2 separate regions of the Homo sapiens genome follow, and region 1 is linked to region 2. A link is a loop called in an ENCODE intact Hi-C map of the cell type or tissue named here. Cell type or tissue: transverse colon. All regions are shown on one strand. Links, peaks and the distances in the headings refer to the core of each region. The heading gives the core; the rest is flanking DNA.

Region 1 (12,132 bases), core at 1-8,000, 1.2 Mb after region 2:
GCAGGACTGGCAATACGAGGGCCCCATCAAGCCGGTGATGCAGAGCTGGTGGAGGGGAAGACCCCATCTCTACAGTGGCCTGCTGAATCTGGGGGTTCTGACTGCCCTGTGACGCAGGAGGTGCCACTCTCCAAGCCAGTCACTCTTACCAGAGGAGTGCAATGTGCTGATCAGCTCAGGCTTGGGTCTCATCCACTAGGCTAAGTGCTGGCCAAGGGCCCACCTGGGCGGGGATTGGGACAGGTGGGTTGCTAAATCCAAAGCAGGTGGATGCTAGCTAGGGAACCATTGCCAAGGCCCTTCTGAGCCTGCCCCTTCTCTTCCTCTTTGCCTTTGTCCTCCTCACCTGAAACCAACTCTCCGAATTACTTTCTTATTTGTGTAATTATTACTTTTGGCATTATGACTGGTTTTGATAACAGCTAAGATTTACCCAGAACTTACTGTGCCAGGCACTTTACACTTTGCTGCCTTCCATAATCTTTACAACCACTTGAGGATACCATCATTATCCCCATTGTACAGATGAAGAAACTGAGGCTTAAAGATGAAGGAACTTGCTCAGTGTGGCATATCTAGAAAATAGCTGAGCCAGGATTTGAGACCCAGCCTTCTTAATCGCTTTGCTATTACGTACCTCTCTCCACACTACATTGCAAGCTCCATGCAGCTAAAATCCAAGTCTCCCCACCCCGCAGGCCTGGTCTAGTGCCTGGCATATGGTAGGCCCTGGATAAATGCTACCTGAGTGCCTGGCACCGTGCTAAGTGTTTTGCACGCATTACTTCATTTAATCCTCCTAATCGCCCTTGAGGTAAGTACAATGGTATTGACTGAAACAGGCCTGTTCAGGTTCAGCGGCATCTGCCAAGGTCATACAGCCAAGTTAGGGGAAGAACTAGGCTAAGTCCTATCATTGGCACTCCATAGTCTGTGCTCTTAGCAAAGTGCTCAACTGCATGAATGAAAGTATATTCTAGCATCGTGAATAAAAGGAAAATGGTGCCCAATAAACATTTGATGGGTGAAGGACAAGAATTTAAAAAATAACAATGAGGGCGGGTGTGGTGGCTCACTCCTATAATCCCAACACTTTGGGAGGCTGAGGTGGGCAGATCACTTGAGGTTAGGAGTTCGAGACCAGCCTGGCCAACATGGTGAAACCTCATCTCTACTAAAAATACAAAAATGAGCCGGACATGGTGGGAGGCACCTGTAGTCTCAGCTACTCAGGAGGCTGAGGCAGGAGAATTGCTTGAGCCCGGGAGGTGGAGGTTACAGTGAGCCGAGATCACGCCATTGCACTCCACCCTGGGCAACAGAGCGAGACTCCGTCTCAAACAACAACAACGACAACAATAATAATAATAATGAGGATGGGAGAGATGGGAGAGGGAGTTGGTCCCGATGCTAGAGGAAGTTGAAGGAGGTGGCTGTGGGTGGCTATGTTCTCATATTCCCAGAATGCTTCCTGGAGGAGGAGTTGATCTCATGGGGAAGGGAGAGGGCATTGCGGGTTCCAGAAAGTTTCTGCTACCCATCGTAGACCTCTTTCTCTCTCTCTTTTCCCTGCCCCTGCCCTCTCTTTCTCCCTCTGTGGAAGTGGGTAACAAGCACGTGGTTGGGTTGATGTGCCCTCAATAGGGTGGGGCCCAGACTGCGGACACTAGCGAGTAATGGTCTTTTCTCTTCCTTCCTGACCGTGGTGGTGGGCCCGGTGCTCTGCCCCTCAGCTCTGTGCCTCGTCCTGGGCTGCATGATCTTTCCTGATGGCTGGGATGCCGAGACCATCCGGGACATGTGTGGGGCCAAGACGGGGAAGTACTCCCTGGGGGACTGTTCAGTGCGCTGGGCATACATCCTGGCCATCATCGGCATCCTCAACGCCCTCATCCTCTCCTTCCTCGCCTTCGTGCTGGGCAACCGGCAAACAGACCTGCTGCAGGAGGAGCTCAAGCCGGAGAACAAAGGCGAGTGTGCTGTGGGCTGGGGGGCAGCGGCGGGAGCCAGGCCTGGTCCTGGGAGGCAGGATAATTTCAAATAAAAGGAGTAAGAGGGTTGCATGAATTGGAAACCCTGGCTGGGCGTGGTGGCTCACGCCTATAATCCCAGCACTTTGGGAAGCCAAGGCAGGTAGATCGCTTGAGCCCAGGAGTTCAAGAGTAGCCTGGTCAACATGGTGAAATCCCCTCCCTAAAAAAATACAAAAACTGGGCTGGGCACGGTGGCTCACGCCTGTAATCCCAGCACTTTGGGAGGCCGAGGCGGGTGGATCCTGAGGTCAGAAGATCCAGACCATCCTGGCTAACACGGTGAAACCCTGTCTCTACTAAAAATACAAAAAAATTAGCCGGACTTGGGAGGCTGAGGCAGGAGAATGGCATGAACCCGGGAGGTGGAGCTTGCAGTGAGCTGAGATTGCGCCACTGCACTCCAGCCTGGGAGACAGCGAGACTCTGTCTCAAAAACAAAAAAACAAAAAAACAAAAAAAAACAAAAACTAGCTGGATGTGGTGGCAAGTGCCTGTGGTCCCAGCTACTCAGGAGGCTGAGGTGGGAGGATCACCTGAGCCTGAGAAGGTTGAGGCTGCAGTGAGCTGTGATTGTGCCACTGCACTCCAGCCTGGACTACAGAGTGAGAGCCTATCTCAAAAAAAAAAAAGAAAGAAAAGAAAAGAAAAAAAGAAACCTGCCTGACAGTACAACCACCTTTTAAATGATTTGATGTTCTGCCTCAGATCTGATCATTTGCCTGTGACCCAGCAAACCCACCTCGGGTACAAACCCATGAGAAGCGTTCAAGGGCGCTGGTGGCTGCAGCTTCACTGTAGCAAACAGCTATAAACAGCCCAATGGCCATGGACAGGAGGCCGGATAAATACACGTGACATGTTCACATCACAGAGCAGCTCACAGCTGTGAAAATGTCACACTTCAGTTATATGTACCACAGTGGATGTATCTCAGTAATATAATGTTGAGAGAGGGGGAAAAAAAAAAACAAGTTCCAGAAGATGACAGAGTGATATATTTATTGAGCTCGAAAGTAAGCAAAACTAAGCAATGTATTGTTTAAACACACATGTATTTGTGGCAGTATTTTTTTTTTTTTGAGATGGAGTCTCACTCAGTCACCCAGGCTGGAGTGCAGTGGCGCGATCTCCACTCACTGCAAGCTCCACCTCCCGGGTTCACACCATTCTACTGCCTCAGCCTCCTGAGTAGCTAGGACTACAGGCACCCGCCACCACGCCCGGCTAAGTTTTTGTATTTTTAGTGGAGATGGGGTTTCACCGTGTTAGCCAGGATGGTCTCGATCTTCTGACCTCGTGATCCGCCTGCCTTGGCCTCCCAAAGTGCTGGGATTACAGGTGTGAGCCACCGTGCCCAGCTGTGGCAGTATATTTTTTTAAAAAGCAAAGAAATAATAAATATGAAAGGTAGGATGATGGTCATCTGTGGTTATGATGGAAGGGGAGGAAGTCAAGTATATGAGCTGGAGCGTGGAGGTATATGCAAATTATGGGTAGCGTTAGAGTCCTTTTTTTTTTTTTTCCTTGAGACAGTGTCTTGCTCAGTTGCCCAGGGTGGAGTGCAGTGGCACGGTCTCGGCTCACTGCAGCCTCCAGCTCCTGGGTTCAAGTAATCCTCGTGCCTCAGCCTCTTGCTCTTGAGTACCTGGGATTACAGGCATGTTGCCACCACACCCAGCTAACTGTTGTATTCTTAGTAGAGATGGGGTTTCACCATGTTGGCCAGGCTGGTCTCAAACTCCTGGCCTCAAGTGATCTGCCTGCCTCAGCTTCCCAAAGTGTTGGGATTACAGGCATGAGCCAGCACACCCGGCTGAGTTATAGTTATTGAATGGTGAGCTCACCAGTGTTGATTATTGTATTTTTTTAAGAGATTGGGGGAGGGGGCCTCACTCTGCTGCTCAGGCTGGAGTGCAGTGGTGCAATCATAGCTCACTGCAGCCTCAAACTCCTGGGCTTAAGCGATTCTCCTGCCTCAGCCTCCTGAGTGGCTGGGACTACAGGCATGCGCCACCACGCCTGACTAATTTTTGTATTTTTTGTAGAGACGAGGTTTCCCCATGTTGCCCAGGCTGGTCTTGAACTCCTGGCTTCAAGCAATCCTTCCGCCTTGGCCTCCCAAAGTGCTGAGATTACAGGTGTGAGCCACCTTACCTGGCACATTGTATGCTTTATAATTAGTGTATTGCATATAAACTTTCATATATATCAAGTAGCATTAAAATACAATAAAGAAAAAAGGCCAGGTTCAGAGAACTCCAGAGCTCCAGTAATTTGCCCAAAGTCACTTAAGTGGTGAAGGCAGAATCTGAACCCAGGTCCAAGTCCAAAGTCCAAGCTCTTCCCCCCTGTCTCAACCTGGTGAAGCCAGAGATTTCCTGCACGGCTTTGGGAGCTCTCCTGGGATGCTGATCTGCTAACCTGTACTCAGAGGCAGGTTCTAAATACCTGATGCAGTCCCTCAGACCCCGGGATTACTGTGGTTTTGGTGTGAAGTCAAGGCCTGCCCTCTGGCGGCAGCTTTCAGAAGTGCAAGACAGACTGAGATCTGGCCTTTCTCAAGAAGGGGTGTGGGGATGTGACTGATGTGAAGTGGGCCCCCTCGGTGTCCTTCTCCTCCCTTCCCAAAGCCCCCTAACAACTCAGTGTTAAAAATCAATGTAAAGGAGCCCCAGTTTTCCTCCCTTCAGTGTCCAGGGAGTCTCCGTCCCTCACTGGGAGTTCAAGATGAGTGAGCCTCCCACTTCAGTTTTAACCCAAAGACCTCCGAGCCAAAAGCCATGGCGCGCACCTGTGGTCCCAGCTACAGGCTGAGGCAGGAGGATCGCTTGAGCCCACACGTTCAAGACCAGTCTGGGCGATGTAACAAAACCCAGTTTCTATTAAAAAGAAAGAAATATATATATATATTTAAAGAAGACCTCTGGAACCAAAGAAAAAATAGATAAATAAATTGCTTCCATTTCCAGCATATTCTATGACCAAACACTGCCAAGTCCTTGGCTGTCATTATTTGTCTCTTTTTGACCCTTCGGAATTACCCTGTGAGGTAGGCTATGATCCTTATTTTGCAGATGAGAAAATCGGGGCTCAGAGAGGTTAAATGGCTTGCTCAAGGCCATCCTGCTGGTCAGGTGAGGCTAGGATTTCAGCGCTTGTGCAGTCTGCCCCTCTGCCCCTCTGACCTTTTTTTTTTTTTTGAGATGGAGTTTCACACTTTTTGCCTAGGCTGGAGTGCAGTGGTGCAATTTTGGCTCACTGCAATCTCTGCCTCCTGGGTTCAAGCGATTCTCCTGCCTCAGCCTCCCAAGTAGCTGGAATTACAGGCATGCACCACCATGCCCGGCTAATTTTTTGTATTTTTGGTAAAGACAGGGTTGTGCCATGTTGATCAGGCTGGTCTTGAACTCCTGACCTCAAGTGATCCACCCGCCTCAGCCTCCCAAAGTGCTGGGATTACAGGCGTCAGCCACCGCGCCCGGCCCCTCTGCCCACTTGTGCCCTGGGGAATGTGCAAGGAAAGCCTGAATGCCCAGGCAGCCTCTGACTTTCTCTAATTCTCTCTCCTTCTCTCTCTCTCTCTCTCTCTTAGATTTTGTGGGCTCTACAGTAAGCTCCGTGTTGCGGCCCGGGGGTGATGTCTCTGGATGGGGAGTCCTTCCCTGCCCCGTGGCTCACTCACAGGGACCCTGAAAGGCCAGGATCACAGCCCAGTAATTGGCCTGACCTCAGCTTGTCCTGCCTTCTGCCCTCTCGTCACTCCATTCAAGCTCTGAGGGAAGACCCTGATCTCAGACTTACTTCTCACCGACTACCCTGCAAGCTCCAGGCTTTGAGGAGAGGAAAGCCTGGATGTGGCCTGGGGGAGAGGAGAGGCCCTCCAAACCTTGGGAGGGTCTAATTCTTGCTCCTCCCTCAATTTGACCTAAGGGAGCCTGCATCTGCGTAGGCCCTTGGGCTTCTCCTCTCCTCTCTAGACTGGCCTGGAGGTCCCTGCAGATCCCCAGGGAGAGCGGAGCTGTAGTTCCAGCTCCCCAGGCCCCCTCAGTCTGGAGGGCTGCCGCCTGGCTGTATCCGCACCTCTTCTGGTCCCTGCCTCTTCAAGAAATTTATTCTAGATACTGCTCCAGGGTGGGCTGGACTCTTTCCTACTTTTTTTTTTTTTCTTTTTTGGCTGATGTTGGTTCCACCACATCTGCCACAAAGCTCCAGGTGCCACCAGTCTCCCCTGGGACCTCCTCTGCTCCATTCCGGCCTGCTCCCAGCTCACCCTGAGGGAGAGCTGCACCGAGGGATGCACAGGGCCCTGCTGTCAGCTGCAGACCGGGGCCCTGATCAGCCCAGAGTCAGAAAAGACTTTCAGGCTCTGGAGGTAGCGGGAGGGGGTACGTGGCCTCGGCAGTTGGAGCTTAGAAGCTGCTCAGCCCGGGCTGGCCTGGCCTCCTCTTCCTCTCTGCTGGAACATCTCACTGATGACTGAGCCCTTGACCTTGGCCTCTTTTGCCCAGGCCTCCTCTCTGCTGGGATGTCTCACCAATGACTGGACCCTTGACCCTGGCCTGTTTTGTACAGCACAGACTTCTTGGCCCTGTTGTCAGGGTTGGGGGTGTGGAGGGGACCCCAGAGGTGGGGAGTTGGGGGATGCATTACCCCTTCTGCCCCTTTTCATGCCCTCCATACCCCAGGCGTCTACCAAGGGCAGAGACTGTCTTGTCTCTTTGATACTTTTCTGCATAACTTGAACTTGCAGGTCATCTCTGAACAGGGTACCCCTGTCCCCCTTCCTAAGCCTTGTTACCCTGTCCCAGCCTCTTCCTCCTCCTGGCCCACCTCTCGCCTTGCGATATGCCCAGGGTCTGCACCTATGGGCAGTGCTTGGAGCCGAGGCATGAGTGTATGTGTATGTGGGTGAAATGTGTGTGCGTGTGTGTGCGCGTGTGAGCGTGTGTGTGTGTGTGTGTGTTGGGGGACAGGTGAGAAGTTTCTCCCCCCTCCACCCACTGTGGGGGCGTCTCCCTTCCCCTTGGCAGGGAGCAGGTGAGGGAGACTCCTGGTATTTTTTGAACACCCGTCATTCCCCTGTGGGTCTGGCGGCAGAGCCATCTCTCCCGGGGAGCCTCCCTGCCCTGGGGCCTGGACAGCTCCCTCAGCACTAGTTGCTGGTGCAGACCGGCTTCGTCCAGCGCCCCCTCCTGGCGGCCTGGACCTGCAGGGAAGGGGCGGTGCCCTGCAGGATGCCAGGGGAAGCCGCCTCGGGCCTCGGCGGAGGGGAGAGGGTCGCTTGAGCGCCATGTGTTTGCCAACCTTGTGTTCATTTCCACAGGACTTGGACCTGAGAGTTAGGGTTTCCAAGAAAGACCCTAGAAGTCCCCTGCCTGTCTCCCCACTCTGGACCCTAGCCGGAATCAGATGTTGGGACCTAGTGGGTTCCTGCCACCTGGAACTTACCAAGTCCCGACTTCACTCCTCCACTTACTCCTCCCGGGCAAAGCCTCCCCGCAGTGCTCTGGTCCCAGCGCTGGGCTCCCCTTCCCCGCCGGCGCCTTCCCGGACAGTCCAGTCGGCCTGGGGTAGGGGCGCTGCGGGACAGAGGGTCCGAGTTAAATGCGGGAGGATGCGGGAGCCCCGTGGGAGGGAGTTGGGGTAGGAGGGAGTTCCTCAAAGATGCAAACCAAGCCCAGCGTTGGAGGGGGAGAGCAGAGTTAGGAGAGAGTGAGGGGAGGGGCGCAGCAAGCGACTGGGAATGGGAGAAGACACTGGGGTGAGGAGAAGAGGGGTGCAGAGACAGGGAGATGAGAGATGATTGGAGAAGGAGCGAGGGGGACGCACAGGCACAGAGAAACAGCGCGAGGAGGAGAGATCGAGAGAGACGGGGCAGAGGTGGAGAGAGATGAGAGACCAGCTGAGAGGCTGCCCGAGAGCTTGGGGTGGGGGAGGGGAAATGGATGAAAAGGCGGAAAAAGGACTCGGGAGCGGGGAAGAGGTAAATGGAGATGTGGGTTGGGGGCAAGAATGGGATGCAGAGGAAGGAGAGGAGGATGAAGGAGCCAGGATGCGGGGCAGTGGGGAGGGGGTTGCTATCTGGGCACTGGGTGAGGGGAGAGCTTGTTCCCCCAAGGACGCCTGCCACCAGGTGTCCTTGCCACACCTTGTTCCCCAAGGACACCCACCAAACCTGTGCCCTGGTGCGGGGGATAGAACTGACCTTTCAGAGGCTGGAGGCCCGGGGCACAGGCAGCCAAGGCCGCATCCTTTTGGGAAGAACTGGAGTGAAGGAAGCCACTTCAGAGGACGTAGTGGGTCCAGCTGACTTAGGAGTGGGTCAGCGCCGGGTGGAGAGGAGGGAGGCTAGTTCCCTGGTGGGGTAGCCTGGCAACATTCCCATTCCACCGCACCTGGCCAGCTGCCATCTTGGCAGAGCCAGGGGGAGATGCACCAGGGAGTTTGGAGTCAGGAAGGCAGAGTTGTGTGGGCTGAAGTCTGCGGGAACCCCAGGGTGACACAGGCAAGGGGTAGAAGTCAGAGTGGGGACCAAACCATAGACTGGGGCCCTGGGTTCTGCAGAGGTGTGGATGGGGCAGGTGGCAGGTGCTCCAGTGGGGGCCCCAGGTGAGGCCCTGATGGCCCTCCTGGGGCAATAAAGACATCATGGGAAGGGGGCTTTGTGGTTTGCCTCTGCTCTCGTCGGGCGATCTGGCTTTAGCCTTCAGGAGGAGGTAAGCAGAGGAGATCAGTGCCTGTTTCTGACCCCAGGAGGGCCTTGTTGGGCTCCAACCTAGAGCCTTCCGGCTTCAGGTCCCAAGAGAAGTCCCCCCCTAACTGTGACCCCCCTAACTGTGATCAGGGGTCTGCCATTGCCCGCTTTTCTCTGCCTGATCTGGGGACTCAGGAGAGGCCACGGCAGCCACAGCCTAGGGGTGGTTCAGTCCCTGGCCCACAGTCTGGTCAGTTGAGTCCTTCTGGGAACCGGGGCTATGAAAACTTTCGTCTTTGGGGACCGGTACCCATGAAGGAAAACTTTCCTGAGGGGGTGAGGACCAAAGAATCAAGATCCTTTTCAGGCCTGATAGCCAAGATGATGAGAACTTTTAGATAAGGCTGTGGGGAGAGTCCCTGGCCTTTTGAGCATCCTGCTTGGGCACACGGGGAATAACCTTTCTCCAGCTTCCAGTGTGAACTGAGAAAGAGAAAGGGAAACCCTGTCTTTGGAGAAGCTGGGATGTTCCCAGCACCAGAAACTTCTGCAGGCCCCTGCCTGGCCCACGGCTAACCTTTGGGTGGGACTGGAGTTTCCTGAACAGGGAACAAGGGAGCCTTCCGCAGAGCTCTGATGGGCAGGCCTCCGAGGGCCTGTGCTGTGTGCTGTTAGGATAGCTTGGTGTTGTCTATACCCCATTAGTAAGTTTTGTCTGAGTGTGTCCTCGCTGTTCATTGTCTAATTTGGTAACATTTATTTTGGTCCTGACCCCTTCTGCTGCTGCTGGGTTTAAGCTTCAGTGCAGGTGGAATGACATTCAAATAAAGAAACACTTTCTATCACCCACGCTGGCTGCCACTTCTCTGAGTCACTGGGATCAAGAGGGGTAAGATTCCAACCCTATGGATCAGGTTTGTCTGGTATTAACAGAACCCTACTACTGTGGCTTAACAAGATAGTTTATTTTACCATCACATTAAAAAAAAAAAAAAAAAAAAAAAAAGCCTGGAGGTGGGTAGATCACGGCTGATATGGCTCTCAGTGTTATCCAGAACCCAGGCTCCTATCTTTCTGCACTGCCATTTTCAATCCTGGCTACATCCTCAAGAACACCTCATGGCCCAACGTGGGCTGCTGGAGCTCCAGTCACCTGGTCCACATTTCATTTGAAGACTTCTGGAAATTCCATAGGACTGTGTCACTTGGGCCACATAACAGTAAAGGAGGCTGAAAAAGTGTGGTCTGTTATCTCGGCGCATTGCCAGCCCAAATAAAACTGGGGTTCTTGGCCGGGCAAGGTGGCTCATGCCTGTAATCCCAGCATTTTCAGAGGCTGAGGTGGGTGGATCACCTGAGGTCAGGAGTTTGAGACCAGCCTGGTCAACATGGCAAAACCCTGTCTCTACTAAAAATACAAAAATTAGCCAGGCATGGTGGTGCGTGCCTGTAATCCCAGATACTCAGGAGGCTGAGGCAGGAGAATTGCTTGAACCCAGGAGGCGGAGGTCGCAGGGAGGTGGGATGGCGCCATTGCACTCCAGCCTGGGCAACAGAGCAAGACTCCGTCTCAAAAAAAAAAAAAAATAGGGTTCTGATACAAAGGAGAAAGGAGTGAATAGAGAGAGGGATACAGTAATCTCTGCACACCTCTGACAGCACAGGCACGACTTGTCCAAGTCCATACAGGCAGAAAAGAGTAGAGCCTCATCTGCTCTAGCCAGAGTGCTCAGTCCAGTCACTTTGCCTCTCTCTAAAGCCCCATTGAATAAATAGAGAAAACAATAGTGACTCCCCCAAGGGAAGCTGTAAGCAACATACCAGGGAATATATGCACTTTGCTCTGCAGGGTATCTGGCACGCTGTAATGTGCGCAGTACCAGGTAGCTACATTGAAGACTTGGAAATGGAGTCCTCTTCCAACACATTTTAAGCACTTAGTGTATGCTAAGCACTTAAGCTAGAAAAAAAATGAGCAAAACAGAGATGCTGTCTTAAGCATAATTCTGGTTGGGGAGATGAACATGTGAAAATAACGCATGACTTGCCACATGCAGGGTATTGTGGGTATCCTAGGCAGGAATACTTTAAATGGCTTTTGGTGACGTGGGCAGCGTAGGAGGAGGTCTTGCTGTAGGATGAGAAGTTAGGCAGGAGGGGTCAGGAAGGTCAAAGAGAAGGCAGCTTGAGGAAAAAGACTGAGGTAGGCAGCAGAACTGTGTATGGAGGACGAAAAGCAACTTAGTTTGAAATGTGAAGTACGAGGCAGGGAGGAGTCAGAGATGAGTCTAGAGAGACAGGCGAGGGCCAGACCATGAGAAAGCTTGGGGGCCATGGACAGGAGTTTGGACTTAAGAGCAATGGGGAACCACTGAAGGATTTGAAGCAGAAGGAAAAATGACTCAATTTGCATTTTAGAAAGAGCACTCTGGTGGTAGCATTAGGGGGCTGGATTAGGGGTAGACTGTTAGCCCATTTCTGCATTGTTATAAAGCCATACCTGAGACTGCATCATTTGTTTTATTTATTTATTTTGAGATGGAGTCTCCCTCTGTTGCCCAGGCTGCAGTGCAGTGGCACAATCTCAGCTCACTGCAACCTCAGCCTCCCTGATTCAAGTGATTCTCCTGCCTCAGCCTCCTGAGTAGCTGAGATTACAGGTGTGCACCACCACACCCGGCTAATTTTTGTATTTTTAGTAGACATGGGATTTCACCATGTTGGCCAGGCTGGTCTCAAACTCCGGGTCTCAAGTGATCCACCCGCCTCAGCCTCCCAAAGTGCTGGGATTGCAGGCATAAGCCACTGCACCTGGCCTGCATAATTTATTTTTATTTTTTTGAGACAGGGTCTTGCTCTGTCACCCAGGCTGGAGTGCAGTGGTGAGATCACAGTTCACTGTAGCCTCAACTCCCAGGCTCAAGCAATCCTCCCACCTCATTCTCCCAGGTAGCTGGGACCATAGGCACCACCATGCCTGGCTATCTCTTTTTTTTTTTGAGATGGAGTCTCACTCTGTTGCCAGGCTGGAGTGCAGTGGCATGATCTCAGCTCACTGCAACCTTTGTCTCCCGGGTTCATGCAATTCTCCTGTCTCAGCCTCCCAAGTAGCTGAGACTACACACGTGCACCACCACGCCCAGCTAATTTTTGTATTTTTAGTAGAGATGGGGTTTCACCATGTTGGCCAAGATGGTCTCGATCTCTTGACCTCGTGATCCACCCACCTTGGCCTCCCAAAGTGCTGGGATTATAGGCGTGAGCCACTGCTCCCGGCCTTATTATTATAATTTTTTATAGAAACGGGGTCTTGTTATGTTACCCAGGCTGGTCTCAAACTCCTGGGCTCAAGCAATCTTCCTGTCTCAGTCTCCCAAAGTGCTGGGATTGCAGGCATGAGCCACT
Region 2 (12,414 bases), core at 1,791-9,790:
ATATATAAACATATTGATATTATGAATATATTAATTAAACATTAATATATAATATATCGATTAATACATATTAAATTAATTATTAATATATTAATATATTATATTAACGTGTTAATATAATAAAATATCCTTATATTATTATATTGATATATTAATAACTATTACTATAAATATAATCTTACATATTATATTATATATTAATAATAACACATATTATTAATATATTTTATTTCTATATTATATAATAGTATTATATATTTATATAATATAACATATATTACATATAGTGAAAATATACATTATGTACGATAAATATTATATATGTTATATATATTATATGATATGATATTATATATCATATAAATATATAATATAATTTGGAAATAAAATATGTTACATAACATTATGTAATATATAATAATAAAAATATTAAAAGACCAGTTGGGTACAATCCTTCCACCTAGTTGAAAGCCCTCTGAACAGACCTGACTGGTAAGGGGGGCCCAGCAGAATGTTGTTTTCAGGCTGACTTCATTTTATGAGAGCGTCGCCTCCGCCCCTTGCCGCCCCCTCCTCACAATGATCATTTGCAGTGGATGCCTGAGACTTGATATTCCATTGCATTCCCTGCCCTCTGGCCGCTCAGTCATTTTGCTGCTTTAGTTTACTCAGGCCATGACCTTCCGGACCCACAGTGCTTCCCTCCTGGAATTTTAAGTCCTCTTAAACTTGCAAGTTGATGAGGATTGAAGAATCAGGTGTGAAGAATCGGGTGCAAGGCGGTGTTCTTAGGTGAGGAGGGAGCAGCTTGAGTCATCACAGAGCCCTAAAGCCCGCTGTGATTTCCAGAGGCCAGACACAGGTTGGGGAACACCCCCATGGGGCTGGAACCGGCAGCCGCCCTGCCTGGCTGCTGTGGTGGCTCCCGGCAGCACTGGGTGGCAGGCTTGTCCTGCTTTTGAGGACAGTGTCCCCTGCAGTGCATCCTGGAGTGAGCCTGGAGGAAGTTCTGCTGCTTGAGCACCGCAGCTCCTCTTCCCAGGCCCTATGTCCTTCTGGGTGGAGCCACACTTGCTTGGAGTGGAGAAGCCCCAGGTACTCTCTTGCCTGCCTCTTGGAAGCATGCTGGGCCCTGGACCGCGCTGACGGTCAAGATGCCCAGGACTTCTCATTGCCTGTGTGTTGCTCCAGGGTGCTCTGAGCAGAGAGCCAGTTCCCTTCTCTCCCGATCGTTCTGCCACCTCCTCTGTTGCCCCAGCCAGAAGCTTACAGTCCACTAGTGGAGTCCACAACCCCCAGCCCTGGCCCCTGTCTCTATCCCACCTCTTGCACCAGCCCCGTCCAACAAGCCCATCCTGGCAGGGCCGGGCCATGGCAGCTCCAGAAGTCAGTGGCGGGGGAGGGTGGAGGGTTTGAAAAGATTTGGGACCAGCCCACCTTGGCCAGCTCTAGCCTTCAGACAGTCTCCACTCTGGGGACTGCTCTGAGGTCTGCCTAGGGCCCTGCCCAGCCTCAGTCTCCCTCTAGGGGCACTCCCAGGCTCCTTGCAGCAGCCAACCATGTTGCTGCCTGACCCCCAAGCTCTCACCTTCCACCTGTACTCCATCACCATGGGACTGGTCCTTCCCAGGAGCCGCCTCACCTGCAGTGAGCCTGGCCTGTGCTGTCAGCAGGTAACCACTCATCCATAGGCATGCAGTGACACAGACTTGGGTCGCTTGCCCAGGGCCGCCTCACCACTGGGTGACCTTGGGTACATCAGCCTTCTTTCTCAGCTGAGCCATCATCGTGTCCCAAGGAGAACTGAAAAAACCCACCTTGCAGGATGGGTGAGAGGATCAATGCAAAAAGCACCCTGCTAGCTCACATCAACTCCTCCATCAGTGGGAGCATTCATTGTCTCATTCATTCATTCATTCATTCAATATTTATTATTTCCTCTGAGTGCAGCCCTGTGGATACAATGGTAGATGAAGACCAGACCTGGCCCCTGGCTTCATGATCTTGACCTTCTTTTGAGACAGACATAATAAATAGATGCACAGTTAGCACGGAATATAAGGGGAATGACTGGTGCTTTGAAGAAAGAGAGCAGCACATGCAGTGTGGGTAGGAAGCACTGTTTTAGCTGGGGGTCTCTATGAAGGCGATGTTTGAGCAGAGGCCTAAATCAGGCGGGGGACAGCCATGCAGCTGTCTGGGGAGGAGGGCACTGCAGTGCAAAGGCCCTAAGACAGAACTATGCCTGGAGTGCCTGAGGACCAGACAGCAAGGAGGCCAGCATGGCCAAGCAGGTGGAGCAAGGGAGAGAATGGAGAGAGATGGAGTCAGCAGGTTTGACTGGGGCTGCCCTGCAAAGGAGGCTTGGTTTTAGTCCAGGTGTGATGGGAGCCAGTGATTGGAGAGCGGCTGCAAGATGATCGGATTTACATTTTTGAAGGCTTGTATTGATGACTGAGTACCTGCTACTAGCCTGTGCTGGAGTCACCATGGGGGCTGTGGGAGGATGACCTGATTTTAACAGGACTCAGGTCTTTGCCATGTGTGGGCCTAGAATCCGGAACTCACCAAGGCAGGAGGGGAAACCAGCCAAGGTTCCCAAGGGTCCTAGACCCTGAGACTGTCCTGGGAGGCATGGCTGGCCACTTCCCAGCCCCAGAGCTTCCCTGAACCCTGGCCCCAGGCCCCCCAGTCCCCCTGTGGCCCAGGCAGTTGGTGTAGGTTCCCCAACCGCTGGCAGAGCGGTGAGAGAAAGGATGAAGGCTGAAGGCTCCCAGTGCCCACAGCCAACAATCGGGCAGGCTTCCCACATCCAGGCTCCAGTCTCAGGGCAACTCAGTTTTAGTAAGGAGACTGGTGAAGGGGGAGGGAAGAGGAGAGGAAAATGGGAGGAGGAGAGTGAGAAGAAGGAGAGGGAGGAAGAGGAGCAGCGGGAGGAGGAGGAGGAAGGGGAAGAGGAGGGAAACATCACAGCTTCAGCTTTCCTGGAACTAAATTTCAAATTCTATGCACGACTCATCCTTGGGGGAAACTATGTCAGAACCCTTCAGATCCATCAGTTTTAGACGCCTACAAGTTTTAGGAGTTGGAAACCAAGTAGTTTTAGAAAAAAATCTGTCCTAGTTTTGTAATTGGCTCCCAGGGCCCTGCTCAATGATTATTAAAATACTGACATGAAATCTCTGAGAGAAATTGCTCTGGGCCCTCTATTTATCATTTGCGTCGGTGAGACAAGTGGAGGCCTTTCTGTGGTGTGTCAGCTAGGGTACGTTTCAATGTCAGATAATTAACTTTAGTAAGAAAGAGTCAGATTTGCAAAGGGACTAAGGCCGAGACTCTGGTGGCCCTTGCTTAAAGGAAACTTGCTGAACAGAACTCAGGGCCTCAGGATGTCGTGGATCTGACTTACATTGTTTGTTTGAACAGTGGTTCTGAAGGTGAGGTCCACAGATCCTTCCCTATTCCCAAAGCACATGGAGAGGCTGCAGGGGATCCATGAACCTCCTGAAACTGCAGACAAAGTTCTATTTGTTTGGGCTGCTGTGTATTTTTTCCAGGCCAGTGGTTCTCTCAGTGTGAGGCCAGTGGTCATCTTACCTGGAAGCCTGTTAGAAATGCATATTCTCAGGCCGTACCCTAGACAAGTGGAGTCAGAAACTCTGGGAGTGCAGCCCAGTAACCTGCGTATTAACAAGCTCTCCAGATGATTCTGACACATGCTCAAGTTTGATGCACGTGAAAGCTATGCTCTATGGTAGGAGACAGCCGCTAAGAGTGGGGACCTGGGATCACACTGACCTGCGTTCAAATCTCAGTTTGCCCACTCAGCAGCTGTGTGGGCCTGTGCGAGTTCCTCAACCTGTCTAAGCTTCTGTTCCCCCATCTCTAAATTGGGATAAAACCTTGAAATACGGGGGACTTTTAATATAGCAATGATGACAGACAGCTTCACAGTCTCCATCAAGTGACAGATTGATGATGATGATGATGATGATGATGATGATGATGATGATGATTATGATGATAATGATGACGATGATGTTTTTTGAGGAGGAGAGTGACATGGACAGAAGTGTGGGTTAGAAAGATGCTCTATCAGATGGCTTAGACACCTGGCAGGGTCCCCAGGGACTGGGGTCACAGCTGAGCAGCAGCGGTAGGAAGGGCCATCTTCCTACTACATCAGAAGGCTGTCAGAGATCCAATGGACAAGACCGGCAAATGATTCCGTTCATTCAACAAATATTCACTGAGCACTTCTGATACGTCAGGCACTGTTCTGGATGCTGGGACACAGATGACAGAGTCCCTGCCCTCAGGGAGCTCTCATGCATGCGGGAAATAAATTCAATGAACAGGCAAGCTCATAGATGAATGAGGGTCTCAGAGCACAGCCACCGCTGGACAGGGTAGTGAGGTAGCGAGTGACAGGGGTCAGTAGGGTGGCCAGAGGAGGTGACATTGTGCAGAGAGTTGAATGATGAGGAACAGCCAGCCAGGAGAAGACCCTGGGAAAGAGCATGCAGGCATAGAGGGAACAGCCAGTGCAAAGGCCTGGAGAAGGGAATGGGCTTGGTGTGTTAGTGGGACAGAAAAGGGTGCGGGGGCCTGAAGAGTAGCTCTGAGCGTCTCCAGGGTATTGAAAGTTCTCAGCTTTCTGGGACTCCACTTCATCTGTCAAATGGACTCCTCTGAAGAGCCGTCATGAGGAACTGATGATGTGATGAGTATAACCACGTCTGGCACATAGTGGGCACTAGGAAAATGTACGCCATGGCCCCGCAATGGCCAGTTCAATCTCCTTCATGTCATTGCATGAGGATTCTAGCTATCACAAACAAAACCAGCTTGAGCATTGGAAATAAAAGTCCTGATAGTTTTAGGTCAATATCAGGTGTTAAATAGGAGGCAGTTTTCTGCAAGCAACAGATATTCATTGAGCATCCACTGAGGAAGATGCCCTTGGGGATAGAGAAGTGGAAATATCTCTGACCCCTATTCATGTCCAGGCCCTGCCATGTAGTAGCTTTGTGGTTTGGGGAAGTCCCAGCCCCCTGAGGGCAGCAGTCTCCTCTGAAGGGAGGAGAGGTTTCCAACAATACTTTAGCATTAGAAAGTATTTACGCAGTCAAGCTCTCTAGAACATGCAGTGATGGGTCCAGAGATGACCTTTGACAGAACTGGGGACCTTCTGCAGTGAACAGCAGGGAAGGTAGGGAGCATGGCATGGCAGGTATGGATTATGAGAAGCTGCAGACTCCCTGACTGGAAGATGACTGGTGAGGTTCCCTCCTTAACTTCACTGAGCCTTAGTTTCCTCCACTGTAAAATGGGTATGATCCCAGTATCCAATGTCTATGGGCAGCGGTGGGGATTAGATGGTGTCATGTTGTACAATTCTTAGCACAGTGCCTAGAACAAACTAAGCCCTCACTAAATGTCAGCTTCTATTAATATTCATATCCATATCCATATCCATATCCATATCCTTGTCATCAACGCTATTATCAGCAGGGGAAGCTGTGCCTCAGGGCTGCCTGTGCCTATGCCTGCCTTTGTGGCCAAGTAGGAGGATAGCCCTCTGTCCGCCAGGTCTAGACTGAGCGGAAGCCCTGGAAGAGAGGGTAGTGATGCTCCAGCTGTGAGGACAGAGGGGCAAGGGGCTTTAGAGAACAGGGCAGTGGCAGTGGGAATAAAAAGGAGCTGAATTGTGGTCACCTGCTCCTGGAAGACTTCCTAGATCACTTTGGGTGCTCCCAGAGCCCCTTGCACTTACCTTCAGGAGGCAGAGATCCTGCTGTGGTGTGAGAGCCTGTGCCTCCGTCAGCCTGAGGGCTCCTTGAGGCTAAAGCCTGGCCATGATCTACCTGTGTACTTCCAGGGTCAAACTCGGTACCCGGAACGCAGTGGGTGCATGAATGAACAAACAGATGAATGAATAAAATGAAGAACACATGCCCAAATGAATGGAAGTAGGTGGGCTGGCTGGTCCAAGGAGGAGTAAATTTGGGAATCGGAATCGGGCGGGCAGAAATACTTGTCTCTCCCCTGGAAGATCTGCACTTAACGGCAGTTGCGCCTCTTTCATTGGACACCAGGGGGCGCCATCACTGCAGAGCTGGCACCGGAAGGCTGAAGGGATCGGAAGGCTGAAGGGATCAGAACGCCTCAAGTAACGCCGACCTGATGGTTAGGGCGGAGGGACCCGGTTCTTCCAGGACACAAACCAGCCTCCCCTTAGGCCCAAGTGGTGGATTCCAGAAGGAAGAACTTGCTGACGACGACAATCAGCTTGCAACAGCGGCGGCGAGCTGCGCGTGGCTGCAGGTCTCTAGAGTCCACCCCAGGCCCTTTCCCGACCACCTCTGGGGGCGCTGGCGCTGTCCTCTGTCTGTTGTGCGAGGAGTCCCCAGGAGTTTCACCGGCCTGAGAGGGAAAAGGGGGCCTTCGACCCTCTTCAGAAAGTCCTTTCCTTTCCACGAGTAACACCTTCATCAGGTAACAACGGCGAGAAAACTGCCCAAAAGCACCTTCGGGTTTGTATAATAATTTCAAATTTACAGAAAGCTGCCGCAGTAGTAAAAAGAGCTATTTCCCCCAAGCCATTTTAGCGGGGAAAAAAGTAAGTTACTAACGTGATACTCCACCACCCCCCAAATATTTTGTGGATATTTCTTACAAATGAGGACATTCTCTACCTAACCACAAGCACCAAAATCAGGAAATTTACATCAATGCATTGTAACCACCTAATCCTCAGACTCCAGGCAAGTTTAACCAGCTATCCCGATAATGCCTTTCAGAGCAAGGGATTCGGTCCCGAATCCTGCACGGCATTTAGCTGTCATTTCCCCCTAGCCTCCCTCATTCTGGAACAGCTCCTCAGTCTTCCATAGACTTGCACAACCTTGATGCTTTTGAAGATTTTAGGCTACGTATGTTGCAGGAGGTCCCACAGCTCCAGTTTGGCTGCTGTTTCTTTCTTATTGGGTTCAGGTTGCCTGTTTTCAGTAGGAACATCACAGAAATGATGCTGTGTTCTCATTGCGTCCTAGTGGGTAGCACACAATTTCTCTTTGCCGCATTACTGGTGCAGGAACGTCAATCGCCTTATTAAGGTGGTGTCCGCCATTTTTTCCTTAGTTCTTCTTTTCCCCTTTGTCAGCAATAAGTATTTTCTTGGGGAGGTACCTCGGAATGATGTCATTCATCATCAAAGTTTAGTTGTAGCATTCTTTGGGGATTTTTGCCTGGATGAAGTTGTTACTAACACAGTTGCCAAATGGTGATTTCCTGATTCCATCATTCCTCCTTCTCCTCCTCCTCCTTCTTTTGTTTAGAGTCAGGGTCTCGCTGTGTTGCCCCAGGCTGGAGTGCAGTGGCACAATCATAGCTTACTGCAGCCTCTAACTCCTAGGCAAGTAATCCTCTTGCCTCAGCCTTCCGAAGTAGCTAGGACTACAGGCACATACCACCACAACTGGCTAACTTTTTAAATTTTATTTTTTTGTAGAGAGAGGGTTTCACTTTGTTGCCCAGACTGGTCTTGAACTCCTGTCCTCAAGCAGTCTTCCCACCTCAGCCTCCCAAAGTGCTGGGATAACAGGCATGAGCCACCGTGCCCAGCCTCTGTCATACCTTCTAAATGTATCAGTTGGCAATCTAACTGTAAGGAAAAGATCTCTCCTCTCCCCACTCATCCATCCATCCATTCATTCATTCATTCGTATATGTACTTGGTAAGGATTCGTGGATTCTTGTTTTATTTAATGGGTTATAATCTATTACTGTGACTATTTCTTTTGACATTCAAATTTCCCTGGCTTTGGCCAGTGGGAGCCCCTTCAAGCTGGCCCCTCTGTCACTTTAACATGCCAACGTCCTTCCTTGAACATTTCCTTATTTTCTGGTACGAGATATTCTAGGCTTATTTAGTATTCTTGCACCTGCTTTCGGTGTTTAAAGGAATCATGGGTTTATTATCCTGCAAAGGAGTATTTTGGAAACTCTTTTCCTCTAACCCCCCCAGCCCTAGGAAACCACACTACACAGGAGGTAAGAGATTGGACTTTGTAGTAAGACTGATCTGGGTTCAAATCCCACGTCTTATCAGCAGTGTTTCCTTGGACAAGTCTGAAAGCCTCTCCTCACCTGTAAACCAGGCATTTGTAAAATGCTGCTGCTCCTTTAATATTCCCCCAGCACCACCATGTAGCCAATGGTCTGGGAAATTGCTGGAGGGGATTCCTTGATCTGCCTCAGAGGGTAGGGAAATGAGTGAGTGCCTCTAACTTGATTGAGCTCACCTGTGGTACAACATTACCTGTCTGCATTCCCACCTCATGCCTTCCTACAGGACTCACATTTATTCCCTGTCTTCCAGCTTGTGGAATGGCAGACGTTCATAAGAATGAGATAAATTTGGGTTGGTTCCAAGTCCTTGCTATTGTGAATAGTGCTGCAGTAGTCTGGATTAAGAAAATGTGGCACATATACACCATGGAATACTATGCAGCCATAAAAAAGGATGAGTTCATGTCCTTTGTAGGGACATGGATGAAGCTGGAAACCATCATTCTCAGCAAACTGTCACAAGGACAAAAAAACAAACACCACATGTTCTCACTCATAGGTGGGAATTGAACAATGAGAACACTTGGACACAGGAAGGGGAACATCACACACCGGGGCCTGTTGTGAGGTGGTGGGACGGGGGAGGGATAGCGTTAGGAGATATACCTAATGTAAATGACGAGTTAATGGGTGCAGCACACCAACATGGCACATGTATACATATGTAACAAACCTGCACATTGTGCACATGTACCCTAGAACGTAAAGTTTAAAAAAAAATGAGATAAATTTGGAGTTTTATGAGAGGCACCCCTCACATCTTAGTGCTGCACTGCAATGTGCTGCCCCTCAAGCTCAGCTGAGATAAAATATCTGGCCTGCAGTAAGGCTCAACAATTGATAACCCCTGCTATGCCTCTGCTCTTCAAATGGTCGAGTGAGTTGGGAAATGCTCCATTCCAGAGCATTATTGGAGATTTATCATAATGCAAGTTAGGATAATACAAACCCTACTAGTACAGACTCATAGTTTGCTTCTGGAAGGTGGGGTCTGTGCCTTCCTTATCTCTGAACTCTCCACAGTGCCAGCAGCTCAGAGCTTGTCACATAATAGATAGGCAGCAAATGCTAAACAGACCAACAATAGGCTCACTGAAGGGCTTGGGGTGTAGCCTGTGGAATCCCTGGAGTGGGCTGCAGACTGGAGACAGAGACCCAGGGAGGGTTTCAGGTATGGGGTGATGGAAGCTCTGGCTAAAATTCTCTCCTCCTTTCCCTCTGTTCTTGATGTTCTGCCTTTCAGTCCCATGTCTGTAGCCTCTCAAAGGCATCGCTGCATCTCTAACTGCCCTGCAGTGGTCCCAGCCTCCATCACCCCATAGCTGAAACCCTCCCTGGGTCTCTGTCTCCAGTCTGCAGCCCACTCCAGGCATTCCACAGGCTACACCCCAAGCCCTTCAGTTAACTTATTGTCTATCCACATCCATGCCAGCTCCTTAGTCTGGCATTCAAGACTTACAACTCTCCATCCTGTGGGCTAGTCCCATCCCCAGGTAGAACCCGGAATCCACGTTTAAGCCAGCTTGTACCAAGGAATCCTGCTTCACTGCAGGATATATTAATAAAACCACTCCTGGTTTCTTTAGATTAATATTTGATGGTATACTCTTTTCTATCCTTTCCCTTGAAGCCTCATTTGTATCTTTATATTCAAAGTGGGTTTACTGTAGACAGCATGTAGTTGGGTCTTGCTTTTTTATTGAGTCTGACAACACTTGTCTTTTAACTAGATAATAAGCATCATTTAAATTTAATGTGAATATTGATATAATTTAGTGTGAATCTACCATCTCACCATTTGCTTTCTATTTGTCCTATCTGGTCTTTGTTCATTTTCCCTCTCTTTTTTCTGCCTTTTTGGGAATGTTTTTATGCTTCTTTTTATCTCCCTTGTTTTTATCTCCCTTGTTAGCTTATTATATGCTCAATTTCTTAGTGATTGCTTTAGAGCATACAACTTATAACTTTGAATTTATCACAGTCTATATTCAAGTACGATTCTGAAAATATAATAATTATATTATGGAATATAAGGACCCTACAACAGAATACTTCATTTTACCTTGCTTGGCTTTCGTCCTATCACTGCCATGCATTTTACTTCTACTTGTATATAAACCATGTAATTTATTATTATCATTGCTTTAAATAGTTAATTATATTTTTAAAATAGTTTAAAGTATATTTTTATTACCTCATATGTTGATCATTTCCTGTACTTCTCATTCTGTTGTATATATCCATATTTTCCATGTAATTATAATTTTTCTTCTGCCTAAAGGAATTTCTTCAATATTTTTTAAAGTGTTGGTCTATTTGTGGTGAAGACTTTCAACTTTTATATGCCCGAAAAAGTCTCTATTTCACCTTCATTTTAAAAAACCAGCTTAATTGGGATATAATTTGCATATTATAAAATTCACCCTTTTAAATTGTATAATTCAGTGTACGATTCAACCATCACCACTATCTAAGTTTAGAACATCTTTATCGCCCCCAAAAGAAGTCCTGTACCCATTTGTAGTCACTCCTCATTCCATTCCTCCCCATAGCCTCACACAACCACTAATCTACTTTCTGTCTCCATAGATTTGGCTATTCTTGACATTTCCTATAATTAGAATCATGTGGTGTGTGACCTTTTGCATGTGACTTTTTTCATTTAGCATGTTTTTGAAGCTCAACCATGTTGTAGCTTATATTAGTACTTAATTCCTTTTTAAGGCTGAATGGTATTCTATTGTACAGATGTCTTAGTCCATTTCATGTTTCTATAACAAAATACCTGAGACTGGGTAATTTATAAACAATAGAAGTTTATTTGGCTCATGTTTCTGGAGGCTGGGAAGTCCAGGAGCATGGCACCAGCATCTGGTGAGCACCTTCATGCTGCAGCATTCCATGGGAGAAGGCAGAAGGGCAAGAGAGCCAGAGAGCAAGCACACAGGGGGGCCAGACTCACTTTTATAAGAAACCCATTCTCAAGATAACTAACCCACTCCCATGATACTGACATTAATCTATTCATGAGCCCTCAGGACCTAATCACTTCTTATTAGGCTCCACCTCTTAACACTGCTGTGTTAGGGATTAAGTTTCCAGCATATGAACTTTGGGAGACACATTCAAACCACAGCAATGGATATACCACATTTTGTTTATACATTCGTCAGTTAACAAAGGTTTGGGTTGTTTTCACTCTTTGGCTATTGAAAATAATGCTATTATGAACATTCATATACAAGTGTTTGTGTGAAAACATATTTTCAATTCTCTTGGGTTCTCTTCCACCTAGGGATGGAGTTTCTAAATCATATGGTAACTATGTTTACCCTTTTGAGGAATGGCCAGATTGTTTTCCATACCAATGGCACTATCTTACAAGCTCCCTAGCAATATATTAGAGTTCCAATTTCTCCATATCTTCACCAGCACTTGGTTGTTCACTTTAAGCTTTGAAGATGTTTTTACTATACATAGAATTCTAGGTTGACAGTTTTTTCTTCCAGTCCTTTAAAAATGTTCCACTTTCTTCTGGCATTCATTGTTCACAGTGCAAAGTCTTCTGTTATTCTTTTCTTTTCCTTGATTCTCTGTACATAACCTATGCTTTTTCTCTGAGTGCTTTTAAGATTTTCTCTTTATTAGTAATTTTAAGCAGTTTGATTTTAGTGTAATTTTCTAATGTTTCTTTATGCTAGGGCTTGGTTGAGGTTTTTGGGTCTGTGGATTAATAGTTTTCATTAAATGTTTGGTCATTATTTCTTTGGATAGATTTTCAGTCTGTCTCAACCCTTCTTTTTTCCTCTCCTTTGGGGGCTCCATATAAGTATTAAGTGCCTTGTTCCATAGCTGATGGATGATTTCTCCTCCTCCCCTTCCTTTTACTCCCTGTATTTTATTTTGGGTAGTTTCAATTGCTCTCCATAAAATTCACTAGGATGTTCTTCTGCTGGGTCTAATTTACTGTTAATCTTATTAATATCCCAGCCATTCTACTTTTAATCTCTAGTTGTTTGATTTGTGGCTTGTTTATATATTATATATCTCTCCTTTACATACCTATGCTTTTCTTTGTCTTCTTGAATGCATAGAGTATTTGTTTAATAGCTGCTTTAATGTCATTCTATCAATTTTATCATCTGTGTCATTTCTGGAACCATTTCAATTGAATGAGTTTTGTGCTCATTATGGGTCACATTTTCCTGTTTCTTTACATGCCTGGTAATTTTTTTTTAAATGTATTGTCAATTTTATATTGGGTGTTAGATTTTGTTGATG

Evidence for each region. Hi-C counts contacts between places; a loop is a spot of excess contacts. Peaks named below come from ENCODE experiments on the same cell type or tissue, not always from the same donor. Only the 100,000 strongest peaks of a DNase experiment are listed, where the experiment ranks them.
Region 1: a loop joins it to region 2, with 13 times the contacts of the local background. A loop is called at or near these places in 4 of 110 quality-filtered maps.

The regions. Positions count from the first base shown.
Region 1 is chr3:9,495,805-9,507,936 of GRCh38, reverse strand. It overlaps LHFPL4 (LHFPL tetraspan subfamily member 4), which reads left to right. Exons shown (of 4, transcript NM_198560.3): 3 at 1,734-1,970; 4 at 5,626-9,576. The coding sequence ends at 5,726. Among named protein-coding and RNA genes, the nearest start is that of LHFPL4, 52 kb to the left of the region's middle. RefSeq lists a silencer at 4,398-4,692 and an enhancer at 5,886-6,611. In transverse colon, for the core only: CTCF peaks have their summits at 4,341, 4,543 (motif pointing left) and 7,200 (motif pointing left); DNase peaks (open chromatin) are centred at 4,526 and 7,222; H3K27me3 peaks cover 3,680 bases.
Region 2 is chr3:10,732,750-10,745,163 of GRCh38, reverse strand. No RefSeq gene overlaps it. Among named protein-coding and RNA genes, the nearest start is that of LINC00606, 25 kb to the left of the region's middle. In transverse colon, for the core only: a CTCF peak has its summit at 6,102 (motif pointing right); a DNase peak (open chromatin) is centred at 6,123; H3K4me3 peaks cover 397 bases; H3K27me3 peaks cover 4,670 bases.